Linked DNA regions of Homo sapiens: region 1 is linked to region 2. The links are chromatin loops, found by intact Hi-C in ENCODE. Cell type or tissue: gastrocnemius medialis. All regions are shown on one strand. Links, peaks and the distances in the headings refer to the core of each region. The heading gives the core; the rest is flanking DNA. Region 1 overlaps ARID1B (AT-rich interaction domain 1B). Region 2 overlaps ARID1B (AT-rich interaction domain 1B).

Region 1 (6,785 bases), core at 1,269-6,268, 130 kb before region 2:
ACAGGCGTGAGCCGCCGCACTTGGCCAATTTTTAGTTTCTTTAAGGGACTGGTAGTGAGAAGCAGGAGTTGAGACCCTCAGTTGTACATTTTTAATGCTCAAAAATAGAGGACACAGCAGGATGGATTTGGACTGTGGATGAATATTTAATAATAGACCATAAGGAGAAGTTAAAATTAAATAATTTGCACTGTATGAGTAACTGTTTTTCTATCTGAAGTCTCATTGAAAGATATTTGATGCATTTTGAGAGGTTCAGATAATCTGTGTATTTAATGCTTTCGATTTTCAGAAATCTGAGGGTTAAGCTAACATTTTTGACATGGTGCAAATTAACTGAATTTTAAGTAGGACTGTGAGAGTTGATGGCAGTGATGAGACAGATAATACAAAACAATTTTAGTCACTGATAAGATGAATTTGCTGCACTGTTATCTATAGCATTAAAACATAGACATTCCAATCATTTTCCCATTTAACATTTCTGCTTTAATTAAGGCAGTTTTGGTCGTGCACTATTTGAAGTGAAATAAGTAGACGTTTCCTGTGCCCTGGGCTGTCTAGATTGAATGTGAAGATAGGACTGCCTCAGGGCCCCGTATTGGAAATTCAGCCTGAAATTTGATTTACTCAGCCTCTCCATAGGTCCTTCATTCACTTGGCTGATTTTGAAATCACCAACTCAGCCTTGATTTTCATACTTCCATAAAAAGTTTTACCTTTTTCAAGAAAATCTAGAAAATAATCACATTTTATTTTTATCAGGCATAAATTCTAATTTAAATAATTATGAGAAAATGAATTCTTAGCCCTAGATTTTAGTTTTACTACAAATATATCAACATACATGTTTGTACACTTAATTATGAAGGCGGCTCAGGTTATGTAAAATCAGTATATTGTTTGGGCAAACAAATGTACTGTCGTTTAATTTCTATCATGTTAAGTCCAAACAATGTCTTGGCTGGTGAAAGTAGTAACAGTTTAAAATTGTATCACATGGTGAATTTTGAGCAGAAAAGTTGCTTGTAGGCTGTGGGGCCTGGGGCAAAGCACCCTCTTTCCTCCTGTGTCCTCCACAGAGCTTCATTCAGGTGAGATGGGTTCCTCCTGGCACAGTCCTGTGGATCCCTTGGGACTGAGCTCAGGTATTTCCTATAGGAAGCCTTTGTTAAAGCCCATGGCAGACCCAGTGAGACACCCTCTTCTCACCTTGCCTTGGTGCTTTGTCCCTTCAGGACATCTGCTGTGTTGCACTGTGACCTGTTTAGTCTGTCTCCTTCAGTGAATCTCCAGGACATGGAGGCTCGTTCATCCTTCTGCTTCCAGTGTTGGGCACAACGCACATAGTAGGTGCTTAGTAAATGTGTGGTGAATGGATTCACCAAATCTTTAAAGTGAACACCAGAGTATTGAGGAAGGCAGAGAAGGGGAAGGACCCGTGCAGCCTTGGAGTGGGAGTGCCAGTGGAAGAGAGGACTGGCAGTTCTCGGGGTCTGTGCTCCTGCCTTCCATCTTCACCTCCCCTCCGTCCCTCCTCTTCCAGCCTCAGCCCTCACCTCTGCAGCGAGACTGTCCTTGCCGAGCACAGCAGTGGCCTCCTTGTCAAGTATAGCAGAAGCCTTTACCCTTCACCTGACTGCATTCCTGGGCTGCATTTGGCACACCTGTTTCGTTGCTACACCTGACTCCCTTCCCTCCTGTAAGAGCACACTCTCCAGAGTGTCTACATTTTCTGGCCATTCTTCCAGCTTGTCTGTGGGTTCATTTTCCCTTTTCCCTTAAGCGGTGATATTCTCTAGGATTCTGTTCGCTACCCATTGTTTTCCTTTCATATATTCCTCCTAAATAAAGTTCATGGGTTTTATTGCTTCCTATTGATTAATTCATCAATTAATGTGCTGGGTACACTGTTCAACTTATGCCCTGGAGATATAATAGTGAATAAAATAGAGAAAATCCCTGCCCTCTGGGAGTGGATGTCCTCTCTGCTGACTTCTCTACCTATTTTTCCAGGTCAGGCCTTACTCCCCAAGCTGCAGCTCATTATGTCTCTTCCTTCTGGGCATTTTCACCTGGATTTCATATCAGAGCCTCAAGTTTCCTATGTAAACCACTGAAGGCTCCCACTCCTGGGGATATGGTGATTGGCTTCTCCCTCTGCACACTCCATCTCATTTGGCTGCTGGCTTCCATCACTCATTTGGTCTCCAAATCCTGCCGCATTTCCCTTCTAACTGTGCCTTGGAGCTGGGCTTGCTTCCTCCCACCACTGCTGCCAGTTCAGGACCTCAGCCTCACCTGCCTGCCAGGGCAACCTGACCTGCTTCCAGCTGGGTCAGGTGCCCAAGGGAGCAGTCCTGTGTTCATCTGTCAGAGGCAGCCTGAGCCTGTAGAATGCCCTGCAGGGCTCACCCATGTTCTGGCTTCTGCCTGCTTCAGCATCTTCGTAAATTCGTGCTTCACGTGGATCCAGATGGTTTTTATTTCCTGATACACACCAGGCAGTTCATCTCCCTTGACCCAGTGCCTTGTGCTGTTTCTTCTGCCCTGTGGTACTGTACATGCTGTTCCCTCCCACCTTGGACGTGTTATTCCCCTTTATCCTGGTAATTCTTTTTTTTTTTTTTTTTTTTTTTTTTTTTGAGATGGAGTCTAGCTCTGTCTCTCAGGCTGGAGTGGCACAATCTTGGCTCACTGCAGCCTCCGCCTCCTGGGTTCAAGCGATTCTCCTGCCTCAGCCTCCGGAGTAGCTGGGATTATAGGCGTGCACTACCATGCCCAGCTGATTTTTGTATTTTTAGTAGAGACGGGGTTTCACCATGTTGGTCAGGCTGGTCTCAAATTCCTGACCTCAACTGATCTGCCCGTCTTGGCCTCCCAAAGTGCTGGGATTACAGGCATGAGTCACCATGCCCGGCCTCTTTTTTTTTTTTTTTTTCAAGAGACAGGGTCCCACTGTGTTACCCAGACTGGAGTGGAGTGGTGTGATCATAGCTCACTGCAGCCTCGAACTCCTGGGGTCAAGTGATCTTCTTGCCTTAGCCTGAACAGCTCGGACTATAGGTGCCTGCCACCACGCCTGGCTAAGTTTTTAATTTGTTGTAGAGACAGGGTCTTGTGATGTTGCCAGGATGGTCTTGAATTTACCCTGCTAATTCTTAAGCCTTCCTGAAAGTCCCCATGTACTTACCTCAGTGTGAACGCAGCATCTGGCACACAGTTGGGATCAGTATGTGGTTTTGGAAGGACAGAGGAGGGAAGGAAGGAGCTGCTGGGTGAATGCTGCCTGCTACTGTAGCACCGGGTGAGGGCCTTTCTACCTATTGCTTTGTTCCTTTGACGTCCCAGGACATGAAGGGCTGAGGCTCCACGCCTAGCCCTCCTGTATGACCTCGGCCCTGAAGCCCAGGGCCTGACTCACCAAACCAAAAATAAAATTCAACATCTACTTGTGAACTGGTTGTGTTTGGTAAGATGCTGACTTACATGGGGAGAGGTGCTGTGACTCATAGTCTGAGTGCTCATCCCTACACACTGCTGGTCTCTGAACAAAATCTTTACCCTGGACATATGCATGATCTAAAATCTATCTTTTCACTTTTTAATGAACACTCGGTTGCACTAAGGTTTGATCAAGACTTGCAGACTCAGTTCTAAAATAAAATCATTGTTCTAAGAATACTTTGAAGGCAGAAAATGTTAATCACTCAATACCCTCTGCTCTTATTACTAGTAAGCTAAAAGGAGGTGGGTGAGCTTAACTATCATGCTCTTTTCCTGTACGCATAATAGAATTTTAGATGCAAATGTTTTCTCTCTGCTTATGGTCCAAAATCGTTTTTAGTTTTGTTTAGTCTAGAGCTCTCTTAGTTGTTAAAAACTCCTAAAAGTAAAAAATAAAATTTCTTGTATCCATCTAGGTTTTTTCTTTAATGTCTTGCTGGATGTTTTGTCAGGTCATTGTTTTTAATATTTTTAAAACTTAAGGATAGTTGTGTTATTAATGCATATGTTGACATAACACAAATTTGTGCCTTTGTAATAAAGAATGAATTAATAAACCGACTTCTTTTATGTCTTCACAGGGCAGCCCAATGGATCCAATGGTGATGAAGAGACCTCAGTTGTATGGCATGGGCAGTAACCCTCATTCTCAGCCTCAGCAGAGCAGTCCGTACCCAGGAGGTTCCTATGGCCCTCCAGGCCCACAGCGGTATCCAATTGGCATCCAGGGTCGGACTCCCGGGGCCATGGCCGGAATGCAGTACCCTCAGCAGCAGGTTTGTGCTGGTCCCCCGACCCGCTGCTTTTTTGTAATAGTTTTGTCTTTGCCTTTTGCTGTCCACCTAAGATTGATGTTAAAGAGAATTAGGGGGCATTGCACGGATTTTCTGCTTTAATTTTTATTGTTTCTTTAATCACAGGTATAATTTTTTTTTTCTTTTAAAGATGGAAAGGTGAGCTTCTTAAAGTGGACAGAATACCTGTTTGGTAGAAGGGCAGCAGGACCAGCTGTATTTGATAGGTGCACTGTGTCATAAATTTGCAGCAGGTTATAACAGATGTAAGCTCTGAAGTGAACTTGGCATTCCAACATTTTTGTCAGACTGTGTCAGATTTTGAGCTGTGAATAGACCATCTTAAGGTGAATTTTCAAGTCATTTAAAGGTCTTTTCCATGAGGATGGCATCAAGTTTTTAAAATTGAAAAAAAAAAAGTTTAGTCTCCCAAAGTTATTTTGCTTTCATTTCTTAAATTATTTCTTCTGTACCTTTTGAAAAAGGTTTCTGTATTTCATATAAGAGGATTTGATGTGCATCTGTTTTGTTAGGTCTTGATGGGTTTTGTGTTTTTACTTAAAAAAGACTTTTCCTGTTCTTAAGAGACCCAACATTTTCCTTTTTTTTCTCTGGAATCAAATGGAGTCACCTTAGATGACCATTTACCCTCTAGCAGTGGTAAACCTAGTCTTTTGGATACTTGAAAGAATACCCCTTTATGCTGGCTGGAGGGAGGATGAAATTTGGAAAAGACTAAATTAGATTCAAACTTGTTAGGGTATTTAGTTACTAGGAGCACCAGAAAGGCTTATTTATAAATCGCCATACCGTACCTAAGCCGCCAGGGAGTGGGTCAGGCTGATGCTGCTGCACGTTTTACTGCCCCAGGCTGGGGCGTCCCATGGTGCGGCCGTCGGTAACCCACAACAGGGCTTGACAGTGCTGTCTCAGGAAATGCTTCCATCTGACCAGACATCTTTCGTTGAGGGGCAAAAATTAGATATGACTACTGTTCTCTCTGATGTGGATATGGAGAATGATTGATCATACTTTACATGATACATAGCTGTATATTAACAGTTCATCAGTAGGTTGCTTCTGAGCCTTCTCGTTTATACACTATTCGATCTGTATTGTGATTTATTATTTGTTTCATTATTATTGTTATTAATTTATTATTGAAGTTTATTTTAATTATAATATTGTGTAAGTCTATGTTATAGTAGCATGGCATGGTGGCACCCTCCTGTATTTCCAGCTATTCGGGAGGCTGAAGTGGGAGGATCGCTTGAGCCCAGGAGTTTGAGTCCAGCCTAGGCAATGTATCGAGACCCTAAAAAAAAAAGAAATAAAATAAGTCTTTTATTTATAAAATAAGAAATAAAATGTTGTCTTTCCTCTTTATCTTTGCTCCCACTTGGATGATTTTGTTTATGTTAAGGCCATTATTGGGGAAGATAGAGGTAGCTCAGCCTTTGAATCCTAGTTGCAGATTGAACACCCTTTGCTGTTGTCAGAGACCTCACTTCTCAATTATTGAAGGTTACCCACTCCGAATTCTAGCAGTCAGTTGCATACTTAATTGTACTTTTAATTTTTTCCACATTATTCCTTTTTTTCCAGCAATATTTTGCTGCCTAGAGTAGAAATCTTTAGTTGTGGCTGCTAATTGTGAGAAGGAAATAATTTGTAAATGATGAAAAGTAAGGTGGAAGAGTTGCGATTTTCTCTCCTTCATTTTAGTTTTAGAGCAGCTTCACCATTAGTTGAGAGGAAGACAGCCCAGGCAGCTGGCTGCTCAAGTCCCCATCGCACTCTGTTGCTGATTTTATGTGGGAGCTAATAGTTGTGGATGGTGCTTTGGCCACAGGAAGAGAGCAGAGGTGGGAAGGTAGTAAGAAGTAGTGGGACCGGCAGAGAGAAGTGGATGCTCGCTGCTCTTGGGCTCCCCACTTTGCTTTTCAGCATGTTTCCCTGATGTGAGATTAAAAAGTCAGTTTCAAAAGATGCTGTTCACGGCAAGCAGCCGGATCTCCCTGGTCTCTGAAGGAGTTAAGTCTCACTAGAAGTTCTAGATGTTGGCTTAGTTTCCAGTCCCAAAGTGGGAGTCAAACAAATGGAGAGGGTGTGTGAAGAATGATTACCTAGGAAATGTTTTTAATTATTTTCTTTTCTAAATGTGTAAAGCTAAAAGTAGAGGACATACACAGATATATAGAGTAATCTCAATTTTCTTAGCTTCTTCCATTTATTTAATCCCTGTGACTCTTATACACTTTTTAAATCCAATGACTCTTAGATTTATTTGAAGGGACAAATTGATGTAGGTTGCCCATCAAGTATTTCAGCAAATTTTTAATTAAGATTTTAGATTGGATATTTTACTGCTAACCAAAAGAAATACCCAATTCTAATTAAGCACAGATCTTTCTGATAATGAAAGGAAAATAGTATATCTGGTAAGAAATTGAATATCCTGGCTGCAGAAGTGTGGAAACTTTC
Region 2 (6,785 bases), core at 778-5,777:
GGGCTGCCGTGGCTCCTGTGCACTTTGGTTGCTGAGAGTGGTTGTGGGCAGCAGGCCGGTGAGCAGTGGGGGCAGGGATCTTGACACCAGCCCTTGTTGGACTCCACACCCTTCTGACCATTCATCCACCTTTGGGAGTGGGGAGCAGGGTCTGTTGAAAGAGGCAGCCGTGTCATGCTCCTGTTAGTAAGGGAACTAGACTTTTTTGAGCCTAAAACCATACAAGAGAATTCAACAGAAAGAGAATTTAATGTATATATTCATTCTTGTAAAACAATAATATTGTAGTAAAACTTACATCTGTGTGTTTGCTGGCCAGGCTAGTCATTTATGACTTTCTTCGAGTAAGCGAAAATCCTTGGAGTCTGGCAATTCTTCCTTGTAGGGAATCTTCAAGAAGACTTTAGCTCCAACTTTATTCTTTTGTATTTCATTACCTCTGGGAAAATTACTAGCTGGGCATTTTGTGGCATTCTCAACCTCAACTCTAGGGCTAGTGCTTTTAAAATCTGGTCAACTGCGTAATTGTGAAACAGTACTGTGTCAGCTTTATGCACTTATTATTATTTTTTTAAGACACAAAAACTTACAAATTGGCAAATTGTTTTTCAGTGTTTTCCCCTTCACAGGGCTTTAAAAATATCTTGAGTATGTTGGGGTTAGATTGGGTGGTTGGAAAGCAAAGCTCCAAGTGCTAGAATGGACGGCTGCCCTCTGCAGCTTCAACACAGGGATCCACTCAGCCCCCTTAGCTGACTACTGGTGCTTAAAACGGTTTTTGACAAACGCCAGAGTTTCACAAATATAGAAGTAGCAGTTATAGAGGTGGTTTTGCAAGTCCCTTGGAACATTCATGCAGGTCTGCAGTCACTCTTAATTTGAATGAGAAAGAAGATGGTAGAAACTATTTTTATTTTCTCCTGGGAGCAAGAGAAAAGGAAGGCTAGAACTCTGTACTATGTAATTTTAAAAAAAGAAAAAAATCGGACTCCATTGAGATTCTTTCTTGTTTACTTTTTGTTTTACTCTCTCTGTCTCCTAGTATGTTTGACTAATGTAAGTCTTCCCCCAGGAATATGAGAATATGTGGTACCGTCCGCCTCATAACCTTCCTGGATATTTTTATAATTTATCATCAGCTGACACTGCTTGGGTAGAATATTCTTACCACTCCCTCTGGCTGCTGGAAGTCTGAAATTACATCTTTGTCTTTGAAGTCAGGCATACTGTTAGCGTTGCTATGGTGACAGGGTGGGTAATGGCCTCCGCAGACAGGAGATTGGTATTTAGCGTTTAAACACTGCTGTACACAAGGCCTTGATTTTTAGAGTGGTTACTGAACTATCCCCTTTTAGTAAATGTTTAAAAATTACATTTTTACATGGTCTTACTAGATTAATAGTCATGGTTTATTTCATTTTAACTGCAAGGATAAAAGCATTATTCCATTAAATGGGCAGCTTTTTTTTCTCTTTTGGTTTATGCATTATTAACACAGGCTTTCCTGTTTTGCTTGTAACATTTTATAGGCTTTTTCAAACACGCAGTCAGATTTGCTCTGTTGCTCCTTTATTTTTTGGACTTAGCCCATTATCTGCTTGATCTTGGACAATTTCAGAGGAGACAAAGTTCTAAGGAACTAAGCTTTTAAAATATTAAAAATGAAGTTCTTTTTTTTTTTTAATGTATGAGTGATAATATTGATCAAGATGTCTCTTTGGTTTCAAGTTTCTAGTTAGCCCCTTTCCTGAACTATACCCTCACATGAGATAGTAAAGGAAGGACAGTTTATGGTTCTGGAGAACTGTTGGACATTTTGAAAATGCTTTAGTTGATGTAACTTTCGAAGCAATATGCTCTGACATAGTCAGCCTGTGTGGAATGAGGCCGTTTGCACACACATACATATGATTTTTTTTTATCTGTGAGTATTTTGTCTTTAGAATAAAGATGAATCTTAATAGTTTGTATGGTATATACAAGTCCCTGTCTACCTGATACATAAACTGCTACTAAAACATCATTTTTAATGTCTTGTGATACAGAATTTATTACTTTATGAGGTATTTTATTTGTGGTAATTTAAATTGTTTAGGAAGTTTTTCCTTACATTAGCTCGAACTGTTTTTTTTGTTTGTTTTTTTAAATCCTGGTTCTACTTCTGCCTTCTTAAACCACACAAGGTAAATCTAAATCCTTCTTCTATATGACGGCTGTTCACGTATTTGAAGATAGTTTTCATTTACTAGGATTTCTTCTGGGCTATTAATAGTTACTTTAACTATTTCCCCCACTGTGTGGTCTCAAGTTCCCCTGCACCCTATTCTTAATTCCTTAATGAGCTTCATTTTTGTATAAGCACCTCTAAATGTGATATCCACAACCAAAGGGCAGGCTCCAAAGGCATGGCTGGCGGAGGCCACCTGGCCCGCTTTGTGTTGGACCGTCACGCTGCCGTGTATCGGAGGCGTCAGGGTCTGCAGGGCTTTGCGGCAGCTGCAGCCCACTCTTGCCACTGTGATGGGAGCTGCTCTGAAGGATACGTCTCATCCATCCTGCACCTGAGCTCAAGTGCTCATCGACCCTTCCTGGCTGCTGTTGGACTGGGTCGGGGCTGTTGTTCAAGCTTGCTAACGTGTGTTAGGATCCTGAATCTGGCATCTGTTGTATTTAGTGTAATTCCTACCTTTGTGTCCCCTCTGAATTTGTATCTCATGATAGCTCTTAATACAGAAAGTTAAATAGGCTAAATCCAGAGCTTTCTGACATTCTGGTTATTGCCATTCAACCAGGTGTGATAAACCTAGAGCTACTGTATGTTCCAGGCCATACATTACATATTAACCACAATCCTGTCCTAGAGACTTTATCTGAGGCTAGGTGGGGATCCAGAACAACGCTATAGTCCTTTCTGTATATGTTATAGTGCTGTCTTCCAGAATGACTTATTGTGGATTATATATGACTTCCAATGATGTAACACATATAAAGGCTCTGTAATAATTGAAAGTTATACATAATTTGCTATTGACATAATTTTATCTTTATCAAGTTTTCTACATGAGAGGAGAAAATCTACCTTTTAAGCTAGTTCACCTTGCCACCTGAGTGATACGCCTCAGCTCCTTCCCTGTGTCCAGGAGGAACAGCCAAGATAAACATCAAGAAAAGGTAGGAGAACCTATGCCCATCTCCAGAAGGGCCCTAGAAACAGAGCCTGGATGTCATGGGGTCCAAGGCAGAAGATACTCGCCCTGGACTTGGGATCTTAGAAATGAAGTAGCCCCATTTCAGGGGCCTAAGATTTTAGGGAGGAGGGCTGTTGGTCTCAGAAACCCTATCCTGTTAGGAAGGTTACTGGAGGCCGCTGGTGGTGGAAGCCGCGCCTGTTCTATTTCCTCACCTTCCTGTGTTCATCTGTGTATCTGCCAAGTGCCCTGTGCTTTGCTTTTTACCACCAACTGCTTGACAGCCGTCCAGGACTGCTGGGTTCTGGACATAAGGTCAGATAAAACTGGCCTAGTCTTTTCTAGGGATGTAAACCTTGGGGAAGACATGCACCAGTGGCCTGGTACTGGGGACAAGAGCAGGGCCTCTGCTTCTGTAGTGCACAGGGGCTGCCTCTAGCAGGGGAAGGAGGTGGGAGGCAAGTGGGCCACTCAGAAAAAGACATTCTTTTTTGAATGAGTCCCAGGTACTTTTGTGAGTTCATGGAGGCTGGCCCATAATTTCCACTCGGACTTGTCATAAACTCTCCCTGCTTCTTACCCCCACCCTTCTCTCAGAAGCCAGGACTCAGTGAGTTCTGGGCATGGGAACCTGGGAGGCAGAGCACTTACAAATGAAAATTTGGCAATAAGTTTTATAGACTGGAAAAAAATTGCTTCAGACCAGTGCTGGTAGCAGTGGAGTGGCAGATAGGAAATAGTCCTCTGGAGGTGGCCTCTAGGGACAGCAGCCCTTTCTGTGGTCAGTCCATAGACCCTCTGCTGGGTCACCATGGAGGCTTCTTTAACCAGCCTGCAGTTTCAGCTTGAGTTTGGGGTGAAGGGTGGATGACAGCTTCTTAGTCCACTGATATCTTAATGAGATTTCCATTCAGTGTATTTTGCATCTCCCTCCAAAAGGAAAAATATATGAGTGAATTTTGTTTATAGCATGTGTAGCAGGCAGGATGTTGCAGGGACTTTGGGATATTCTGGATCAGCACTGTCCAGTAGAACTTTCTGCAGTGATGAAAACAGTCCCTATCTGTGTTGTCCAGTATGTCAGCCACTTGCCATATATTGTTATATACCACCTGAAATATGGCTAGCAGAAGGAATTTTGCGTTTTAGTTAAATTTAAACACCCTCATGTGGCTAGTGCCGACCATACTGGACAGTGCAGTTCTAGATTATGGATCCCATATGGTCAGGATCTTATTACAGACTGAATTTGGTGAAAATAACAATGTTAGGTTAAGACTCTCAAATTCTTGGCATGTAAGTTATTGATTTGTAATGTATTCTGAGCTGGCATTTAAAATTACCTCATTTTTACAAGGATACAAGAGATTGAAGGAACAAATATATTTTAGATGTAGAGTTTATCTGTTGCAGGGTTTGGCATGTAGGCCAGGAACCAAGATTCCAGGAGTAAGAATGGCACACTTGGTGAAAGAGTGCTGTGCACTTGGATGCTGATTTACAAGTGACAGAGCCACTGTGTCCCACGTCTTTCTCCTTGCCTGTTTCTCTGGGTTTTCAGTTATCTATGTTTATTGGAAACAGTTATCACAGAGTTGAGTACCTTGAAGATCTCTTGTGGACATCCCCACTTCCTTCCCACATACTCACCAGTACCAGGGTCAGCTTCAGGTAGGAGGATGGCACAGACTCAAGGTCAAGCAGAGGTGTGAGCCACAGAAGCAGAGTAGCAGGCCAAGTTCCAGCATCCTGGCTGCCAGGACCACCGTGCAGGCTTAAGAAGCTGGAGCTTTAGGATATGGAGTGTCCATCACTTGGCATCTTTCTCATAGCCCAGGTGGCATCTGAGAATTAGGTTAGGGTTGATTTGGACCCTATGGTTTGGTAAATCATGTCCCTTGAATGTATACAAATGATGTCTGTTGATATTTAAAATATGTTTCTTTCTGTTTAATTGTAAAGGGGATCAGGAAGTCTTTTCTCCCACGAGTCTCAAATAATTTCATAGTTAGAATCTGGTAATTTCAGGCCAGCCTAGGGCTTTTCATGACTCTCACTTTTTAAGGCTGGTATCCTCATTTGCTGGATGAGTAGGGGTTCTGCTGATGGAGATAATGACACCAGGATACCCATGTGTTGAGTCCATCTTGCTGCCCCTTCCAAGCCCCCCAAACAACTGGAGTTCTGTATTCTGCTAGGGAATCTGTTATGTGGTGTAGCCTTCCTCTTAGACTTAATTCATTCACTTTTTTAGTGCTCTACATGTTTAGAATTTTCATAAGAACTGCATTTTACATTCAGTATAATGTAGTTGGGTAGTTAGAATAATATGTTCCAAGATCTCTGATTCATTTGTCACCCGCCTTGCAAACTCAGCTTTGGCTTGTTGTCCACATCCATCCCACTGCACACGGCAGTCTACCATTTGTAGTCCAATCCATGCCTTCTGGCTCCATTTCCTGACATCAGGAGGTTAAAGACTAACTTGTTTTCTCCTAGTCACAGCTCCACACCTAGGAACAGCTTTTTCACTTTTAAACAGTTTATCTCTGTTCCCCCTACCCCCTTTAAAAAGAAAGAAAAACACTAGGAATGAGTAATACTGATTTCTCAGTATTTGTTTGATTCTGTGGCATACTGTACACTTCAGCAGCAAAAGTAGATGGTTGAGTTATATTGCTAGTTCTTACTCAGTCTATAAACCTAATTCGTTTTATTTATGATGGGAGAAGGAGAATTTATGAATTCATTTTGTTAAGCAATTCTTGAGCCTTTGTAGTGTGCTATTATGATGGATACACTCCTGGTTTGAAGAAATACAGAGTCCCTGAGATCGTGAAGCACTTTTCAGCAAATACATTTTGTTGCAGTATGCATTTACCCATCTTGTTGAAGGGCATTTAAATGTTGTCCAAATGTCTTAAGTATTTCTTTTGAATAATCATTATTTTTAATTATAGTCTGGATTTCTCTTTCCTCTTTTGTGAAATAATCGTCTTCCTCCTTCCTTTTGGAAAAGTCAGTAATCTGGGTAATTTCTGCTAAAAAAAAGCTCTATTAAAACCAAGGGGTGATTGTAGTCCAGTTAATGAAGCAAAGCAAAAAAAGATGAGGCCAGGAATCATACGGAGTTAGTTTACTAATGAAGCAAGGTACTTTTAAAAGGTAAGGAAAAATAAAGGAGCCCCTTTCTTTTCTTTCGATCTGGTCATTACCTGGGATTTTCAGTTAAGTGAAATCATTAACTACTCATATGTGCCTCAACCTAAACACCAAACCCCAAAGACTATTTAATTATCATACTTTGGTTAATAAGATTACAGGAAGGTTATTAAATGAGTCTGTGGGACTTGCCTAGAAAAGATGAAATGCAAAATGAAATGTTTTCCTCTATTGGGAAGACCACTTGGCTTGTGTTCTTTTTAATGGTTGAGCGTAGTATCATTCTGTTTGGGAAGGGTGAGTGTGGGAAAATTATGTACAGTCCTCAGTATCCACAGGGAATTGGTTCTAGGACCCCCACGAGTACCAAAATCGTAGATGCTCAAGTTCCTTAGATAAAGTTAGTAGTTGTAAGTAACCTACCATCCTCCTACA

What was found. A loop is a pair of places that touch in the nucleus more often than their neighbours do. Peaks named below come from ENCODE experiments on the same cell type or tissue, not always from the same donor. Only the 100,000 strongest peaks of a DNase experiment are listed, where the experiment ranks them.
Region 1: a loop joins it to region 2, with 2.5 times the contacts of the local background. A loop is called at or near these places in 3 of 110 quality-filtered maps.

The regions. Positions count from the first base shown.
Region 1 is chr6:156,825,139-156,831,923 of GRCh38, forward strand. It overlaps ARID1B (AT-rich interaction domain 1B), which reads left to right. Exons shown (of 20, transcript NM_001374828.1): 2 at 4,089-4,283. Among named protein-coding and RNA genes, the nearest start is that of MIR4466, 49 kb to the left of the region's middle. RefSeq lists an enhancer at 4,718-5,685. In gastrocnemius medialis, for the core only: no CTCF peak of the experiment used is centred there; DNase peaks (open chromatin) are centred at 2,383, 2,853 and 3,373; H3K4me3 peaks cover 346 bases; H3K27ac peaks cover 5,000 bases.
Region 2 is chr6:156,952,534-156,959,318 of GRCh38, forward strand. The region is part of intron 4 of ARID1B (AT-rich interaction domain 1B); the gene reads left to right. Among named protein-coding and RNA genes, the nearest start is that of MIR4466, 180 kb to the left of the region's middle. RefSeq lists enhancers at 5,542-5,671, 5,692-5,741, 5,882-5,931. In gastrocnemius medialis, for the core only: a CTCF peak has its summit at 1,152; DNase peaks (open chromatin) are centred at 1,128 and 3,428; H3K4me3 peaks cover 284 bases; H3K27ac peaks cover 5,000 bases.